2 separate regions of the Homo sapiens genome follow, and region 2 is linked to region 1. A link is a contact called in ENCODE Hi-C or POLR2A ChIA-PET data. All regions are on one chromosome and are shown on one strand. Each heading gives the region's core, a stretch centred on a gene start or an enhancer-like site at or near the end of the contact. The rest is flanking DNA. Distances are from core to core; before and after follow the strand shown. Region 1 overlaps SLC4A5 (solute carrier family 4 member 5). Region 2 holds the start of RTKN (rhotekin).

Region 1 (3,828 bases), core at 524-3,023:
GGGCAGAACTCCATACCTGGGCTTTCCTGGAGGTGAAAGCAGAGAACAGATGCCAAAGGTGAAGCACTGTGAGACTGAGTCCACCAAGCAGGGACTTGGAGCCAGGGCAACGCTGAGACTAGAAGCCTTTGGAAATTCACAGACATTTAAGCAAAGGTGTGGGCCTATTCTAGAATGTGGCGAGGAGGCTGGAGTCTATTTTAGTTAACCACATCGAATAAGGTTATAAAAACTTTATATTAGGATTTTCATTGGTTCACTTGCAAATTCAGGCTCTCAACCCATTTCCCCTTAAGGTCTTAAGGTCACTAACTCAAGATTCTCTCCTGGTAGGGTTTTTTGCTTGAGTTTTGTTTTTGTTTTTTAGGAGAACAGCCCTCTTGGCTAGGGAGGGAATGCAGTATATGTTGAAAATTCGGGGCGATCTTGGTTTTAAGGTGTTAAAGGGCAAGAAGAGAGTGGTGTAGAAACAGACTTCCTTGAGGTAATTTTAATTTGTCTTCCTTCCCCAGCCCCAGGGTTGGGGGGAGCATAAAAGGTCTAGAATGATCTTTATCCTTTCTCCTTTTTCTTCCTCCTTTTCTCTTTTCTCACTTCTCCCCTCTTCACCACTTCCTTCAAGATCCAAATTAAGTAGACAAAGGTGAGGAAGCCACCCCAATTTTAAAGTTTCAAACCCTAAAAGAAAGCCAATTGTCGGCCAGGCACTGTGGCTCACGTCTGTAATCCTAGCACTTTGGGAGGCCGAGGCAGGTGGATCACTTGAGTCACTTGAGGTCAGGAGTTTGAAACCAGCCTGGCCAACATGGTGAAACCCGTCTCTACTAAAAATACAAAAAAAAAAAAAAAAAAAAAAATTAGCTAGGTGTGGTGGCACATGCCTGTAATCCCAGCTACTCAGGAGGCTGAGGCAGGAGAATTGCTTGAACCTGGAGCGGAGGTTGTAGTGAGCCGAGATCGTGCCACTGCCCTCCAGCTTGGGTGACGGAGCAAGACTCTGTCTCAAAAAAAAAAAAAAAAAAAAGAAAGCCAGTTGTCTTTGCTCCCATGTTTGAAACGTGGCCTGCCTCAGGGACTCCTTAGTGCAGGAGATGTTTTAGAGATAAACTTATTTTCTATCCTAACCCTTGGCTCCTTTCTTATCAGAAAAGAAAGACAACATGAAACATGTCTTTGGTCCTAAGGCTTTGGAACCTTGTGAGGTTCCAGTGTCTTAATAGAAAGCCTTTCTCTCCTTTACTTCTCATCTTAGGGTAATTTTGATCTTTTGGTGATCCCAGCGCTGCTCAATACCTGGCAAATAGATGAAGGCTTGAATATTTTTCACACTCCTTCCATCAGAAGGATCTCATAAGCTTCTCAGTACCAACGAGGGCAGCCAAATCAAACAAATGCCCACTTTAGAGGAAAAAGATTTGGGCGTGGTGCTCTTAAATTGGGTTAATGTGTATAAAGTGAACCAACTATATGTTAAGTGCCTACCATGCACCATGCACCATGTGAGGTATCTAATATCTATTTATCTCTCATTTAACAACTCGTAGCAATCTGGCATGAACAACCATGCAGTTTGCCTAGGACCGATCTGGTTTTAGCACTGAAAGTCCTTCCTCCCTCATCCTGGGACAAGTCTCAGTCCTGGGCAGACTGAAACAATTGGCCACCCTGCAACAATCTTTCACTCTCCAGATGAGAATACTGAGACTCCAGGGTCTACACACCCCAGTTGGGCTTGACTGACCTTGTTTCTCTTAAACTGGCTCCAGTTCTTATTAGCAGCCTAGAAAAGTGGAAGTGCAACCACATTTCTAAAGCTGCTTCTAATCCTCTTTCTCCTAATGGCCTCTCAAGAGGTTTTCACAGCCAGAAAACACATTTTTTCCCCCCAGGGTAGAAACCCTGGCTCCTACTGACTTTCACCACAGCTTGATGATTCTATTCATCATATGAGTTCTGCTTCAGTCAAAATTGATTGGCTACTAAGTATTGACTTCCTAAATTATTAATATATTCACATTGGGGGAAGGTGTGGTAAGGAGGGAGAGAGAGAAAATAAATAAACCAACTGCTATGGCCTATTATTTCCTACCTATCTATTCCTTTCAACATGAGGCAATTTGGCTACTTGAAAGGACATCATTATCAGCCAGGGTCCAATATGGTGACTGACCAATGACATCTTATAAAGGAAAGCAATGTAGTGAAAGGGCAAGCACAGTCTTTGGAGTCAATAGATCTGTTTTTATTTCCCACATTCACTGATTAACATCTGCATTATGCTACATCTCTTTGAATCTTAGTTTCACAATCTGAAGATGGGGATAATAATATCTCCCTTTTACTGTTGGTGTGAGGATTAATTGAGAAGATGTAATTCCAGATTTCAAGCTATATTACAAAGCTATAGTAATCTAAACAGTATGGTACTGGCATTAAGACAGGCACGTGGACCAAGGGAATATAATAGAAAGCACAGAAACATGCACACATACATGGTCAACTAGTATCTGACAAGAGTGGTAAGAATACACAAGGTGAAAAGATTAGTCTCTCCAATAAATGGTGTTGAGAAGACTGGATATCCACGTGCAGAAGAATAAAATTGGACCCCATCTTATGCCACTGACAAAAAATTAACTTGAAATGGATTAAAGGCTTAAATGTAAGACCTCAAAACATAAAAGTGCTAAAGGAAAACAGGAGAAAAGTTGTTTAACATTGGTCTTGGCAGTGATTTCTTTTGGATATGGCACCAAAAGCACAGGTAACAAAAGCAAAAATAAACTAGTGCAACAATATCATATGAAAAGGCTTCTGCATGGCAAAGGAAACAATCAACAAAATGAAAAGGCAACCCACAGAATGGGAGAAAAGATTTGCAAGCCATATATCTGATAAGGGCTTCATACCCAAAATATATAAGGAACTCATACAACTCAATAGCAAAAAGAAAAAAATCCTATTTTTAAATGGGCAAAGGAAGCCAGATACAGTGGCATGTGCCTGTTGTCCCAGTGCCTCAGGAAGCTGAGGCAAGAGGATAGCTTGATACCAGGAGTTCAAGTCCAGCCTGGGCAACACAGTGAGACCCTTAAAAAAAGGCCAAGGATCTGAATAGATGTTTTTCTAAAGAAGACATATGATATGGTTTGGCTGTGTCACCACCCAAATCTCATCTTGAATTGTAGCTCCTATAATCCCCATGTGTCATGGGAGGGACCTGGTGGCAGGTAATTTAATCATGAGGGTGGGTTTTTCCCATGTTCTCATGATAGTGAATAAATCTCGCCAGGCGCAGTGGCTCATGCCTGTAATCCCAGCACTTTGGGAGGCCGAGGAAGGCAGATCACCTGAGGCTGGGAGTTCAAGACCAGCCTGACCAACATGGAGAAACCCCATCTCTACTAAAAACACAAAAATTAGCTGGGTGTGGTGGTGCATGCATGTAATCCCAGATACTCGGGAGGCTGAGACAGGAGAATTGCTTGAACCCGGGAGGCAGAGGTTGCGGTGAGCTGAGATTGCGCCATTGCACTCCATCCTGGGCAATAAGAGCGAAACTCCATCTCAATAAATAAATAAATTTCATGAGACCTGATGGTTTTATAAAGAGCAGTTCCCCTGCACATTCTCTCTTGCGTGCTGCCATGTAAAACATGCCTTTGCTCCTCCTTCACCTTCTGCCGTGATTGTGAGCCCTCCCCAACCATGTGGAACTGTGAGTCCATCAAGCCTCTTTTTCTTTATAAATTACCCAGTCTCAGTTATGTCTTTGTTAGCAGCGTGAGAATGGACTAATACAACAAAGAAATAGCCAATAGGTATATG
Region 2 (3,828 bases), core at 340-2,839, 140 kb after region 1:
ATTACCTCGCTTTTCCAGAGAAGGGAGGAGAGGGAGAGAGGAAGGCAGGGGTGTGCCTGTCTGCTGCTGTCCCCGCTCCCTTCTGCAGGCCCCTTCCCTTCCAGACAGGAAACCAGCCCCGATTCCGAGCCAGCTGCAGCCTAGCGCCCCCGCCTCCACGCCAGGCCCACGGAGTCACACTTCACTCGGCGGCCGCCAGGCCCTGCGGCTCCGCCCCAGCTCCTCCGAGCTGTCCCCGAAGGCCGGGCTAATCCCAGGGGCGGCCCCAGCTCACAGGCCCCTCCCCCTGGTCCCGGGCCTCGCCCCTTACTCCCCCACGCTGGCCCCACGCGGGTTCCTCGGGCCCAGTCGCTTGGGGGCAAGGGGACGCGACAAAGGCCCCCTCTCCCCAGGTCCACTAGCTTCTGAGTCAGAGAAGGCCCGGGACGCCGGGACAAGGGTGTGAAAGAGCCTCTTTGTTCTGGGCAGGCTGGAGGGAAAGGGCAGAAGCCAGGCCTGGAATCCCAGCCGGGAGGTAGAGGGGGCGGAAGGAAGGCCCACCTCACTTAACCCTTTCCAGACCCGGAAGGGAAGGCTTGGAACTGGGCTCTCCTTGGGCGAGTGTGAGTCTGACCTTGGGGACAGAAGAGTCTTCGGGGTAGCTATTCGCCCTCTCAGTCCCCGCTCAACCACACACCTTCAGCCCCGCCCTAGCCCTTAGGGCGTTACAGGTGGGGATCCAACAGGTTAACGCGTGGACGGCGGACGGGGGAAACGCTCAGCCTAGGGGCTGGACTCCTCTTAGGCCCCAGAAAAGGAGGCGGAAATTTTGCGTGTGGGAAGTAACCCCAAGGAGTTAAAAGCCCTGCAGGGGCATAGAGGAGCCTTTGAATTGGGCTTCGGGGAAGCGAGCGGCCCCGGCCTAAAGTCGGGGTTGATGACAGAGGCTGGCCCAGATGGCTGCGACAGGTTGTGGGATGGGGCTGGCGACTGGGGAACAAGCGGGAGCCCAGGCCAAGAGTCCGAGCGCTTGGGGCCCGCCTAGCTGCCCACCGCCCTTGGCCCGGGGATGCCCAAGACATTTTGGGGTTCAGGCACATTTTAGGAGTCGAGCTGGGGCCCTACAAATTGAGACCAACCCGGGCTTTTTCCAGGCTCAGGCAGATAATCCTAACCAGGCCGCGGAATGGGCAGCATGGATCCGATGAAAATGCAGACCGTCCACACCTTACTTTTTAAGTCAACAACTCCGTCGGGTTTGTACCCAGACCGTGCGTCTCCGCCCCTCGGCGTGCACGCGGGCGAGGGAAGGAGGCCGAGGTGGCTGGGGCTGCCCCCGGGAGCCGCGGAAGGGGAAGGCAGGGACGCGAGTCTCTCACCTCGGGCAGGTCGCTGAAGAGGCTGAGTCGGAAGCGGCCGCGTTTGAACTCCATCTCCAGGGCGGAGCCCCTGGCCACGGTGACCCGGCTCCGGTGGTTTCGGGAGAACATGCTGGCGGCCCTGCGACTTTGCCTGCTCAGTGCGCTCCCCGCGCCGCCCGGCTTAGCCTCCTCTCCTCGGCTTCTGTCTCTCGACGCTCGTCCGCCAGTCCGGCCGGGAATCTCCCGCTGCGGGGCTCCAAACCCCGCCCCCGGAGACGACACCTGGGCCGGGCAGGGCGCGGCAACCTCCTCTTCCACCCCCGCCAAAGGCCCAGCCCGTCCGGCCAGTCCCTGGGCGCCAAGCCGACCTGGCCCGACGGCCCCGGAGCCCCCAGGGGCGCACTGCACCTCGCGAGCACTGTGGGAGCGCGTTCTCCCTGCCCGCGCGGGTCGCGAGCGCCTACCTGGACTTGGGACGGACCGAGAAGCCCTGCCCCGCCAGCCGCCCCAACCTGGCAAGCCTGGCTTCCCGGGCGCTGAAAACCCCGTGGCTCAGGGATCGCCGCGTAGCACGCTCTGGCTCTACTCGGGCCCTGGGACCTTGCCCAGTTTCAATCCCGGCAGCCTCCGAAGAGACCATTTCAACATCCCACAGTCCCAAATGTTCCTTCTTCGTCCCCCTCCCCACCTAGGCTCCTCTGCGAGGCTATCCGCCTAAGCCTAGTGGCCACAACTGATGGGGCGGTGCTTAAACACGTCGTGAAACCCCAGCTCTGTCACTAACTAACCGTGCAATCATTAACTTGGTCCAGTCACTGGCCTTTCTGAGCTTCAGTTTTCTCATTTGTTCAGTGGGAATACTGTAATTATCTCCACTCCTCAAGTTGCTATGAGGATTACCTATAAGAATGAGGGTAAAATGCCCAGCATAGTGCCTGGCACAAGGCAAGTGCCCCATATTTGCAGTCATAAAGAGCAGCTGCGCGCGGTGGCTCACGCCTGTAATCGCAGCACTTTGGGAGGCCTAGGAGGGTGGATCACCTGAGGTTGGGAGTTCGAGACCAGCCTGACCAACATGGAGAAACCCCATCTCTACTAAAAATACAAAATTTAGCCGGCCATGGTGGCACATGCCGGTAATCCCAACTACTTGAGAGGCTGAGGCAGGAGAATCGCTTAAACCCGGGAAGCAGAGGTTGTGGTGAGCTGAGACCCCACCATTGCACTCCACCCTTGGAAACAAGAGCGAAACTACGTCTAAAAAAAAGATGGCTGGGTGCAGTGGCTCAAGCCTGTAATCCTAGCACTTTGGGAGGCCAAGGGGGACTGATCGCTCTTGAGCTCAGGAGTTGGAGACCAGCCTGGGCAACATGAAACCCTGTCTCAACAAAACACACACACACACGCACACACACACACAAATTGGCCTGGCATGGTGGTGCACACCTGTAGTCCCAGCTACTCGGGAGGCTAAGGTGGGAGGATTGCTTGAGCCCGAAAGTTCAAGTCCAGCCTGGGCAACATAGTGGGACCCCATCTCTTAAAAAGCATTACAAATATGTATAATTTTTTATTTTTATTTATTTATTTATTTATTTATTTTAATTTTTTTTTTTTAAGACAGAGTCTCACTCTGTCACCCAGGCTGGAGTGCAATGGCATGATCTCGACTCACTGCAACCTCTGCCTCCTGGGTTCAATCGATTCTCCTGCCTCAGCCTCCGGAGTAGCTGGGATTACAGGCGTCTGCCACCATATCTGGCTAATTTTTGTATTTTTAGTAGAGATGGGGTTACACCATGTTGGTAAGGCTGGTCTCAAACTCTTGACCTCAGGCGATACACCCGCCTTGGTCTCCCAAAGTGCTGGGATTTCAGGCGTGGCCCACGCCTGGCCAATATTATCTATCTATAGATAGATATAGATATAGATAGATATAGATATAGATATAGATATAGATATAGATATAGATATAGATATAGATATAGATATAGATAGATATAGATATAATCAGCTGCTTTGCTGGATGGCTGGACTTGCCCGGCTGGACTTACCACTCCCTGCTTCCATAAAAACAGGGTTCCCGCTAGGCGCGGTGGCTCACGCCTGTAATCCCAGCACTTTGGGAGACCAAGGGGGGCAGATCACGAGGTCAGGAGATCGAAACCATCCTGGCTAACACGGTGAAAACCCGTCTCTACTAAATATACAAAAAAATTAGCCGGGCATGGTGGCGGGCGCCTGTAGTCCCAGCTACTCAGGAGGCTGAGGCAGGAGAATGCCCTGAACCTGGGAGGCGGAGCTTGCACTGAGCCGAGATCGTGCCACTGCACTCCAGCCTGGGCGACAGAGCGAGACTCTGTCTCAAACAAACAAACAAACAAACAAAAAACAGGGTTCCCTTCTTGCCCCCTCTGGGGAAAGCCCAGTGGAAGAGAAGGAAATGGCAAAGGATTAACTTGCTGATCACACATAAACAGATCTCCTG

What was found. Hi-C counts contacts between places; a loop is a spot of excess contacts on that map. ChIA-PET counts read pairs that join two places held with the same protein, here RNA polymerase II (POLR2A). Pooled maps may share reads with other maps.
Region 2: a loop to region 1 is called in a pooled map, with 2.2 times the contacts of the local background. The contact joins the promoter of RTKN here to the enhancer-like site in region 1. A Hi-C loop is called at or near these places in 1 of 50 pooled maps. POLR2A ChIA-PET finds 5 or more read pairs at or near these places in 5 of 52 experiments (H1, OCI-LY7, WTC11 and 2 more).

What each region holds. Positions count from the first base shown.
Region 1 is chr2:74,295,783-74,299,610 of GRCh38, forward strand. The region is part of intron 7 of SLC4A5 (solute carrier family 4 member 5); the gene reads right to left. Among named protein-coding and RNA genes, the nearest start is that of SLC4A5, 46 kb to the right of the region's middle. Within about 2 kb of position 1,774, at least 2 of the 41 ENCODE cell types and tissues checked have a DNase peak (open chromatin) inside an H3K27ac peak, as active enhancers do; they include OCI-LY7, where a contact is called at or near this core.
Region 2 is chr2:74,440,348-74,444,175 of GRCh38, forward strand. It overlaps RTKN (rhotekin), which reads right to left and starts at 1,590. Exons shown (of 12, transcript NM_001015055.2): 1 at 1,359-1,590. The coding sequence starts at 1,469. RefSeq lists silencers at 206-515, 1,231-1,290, 1,601-1,680.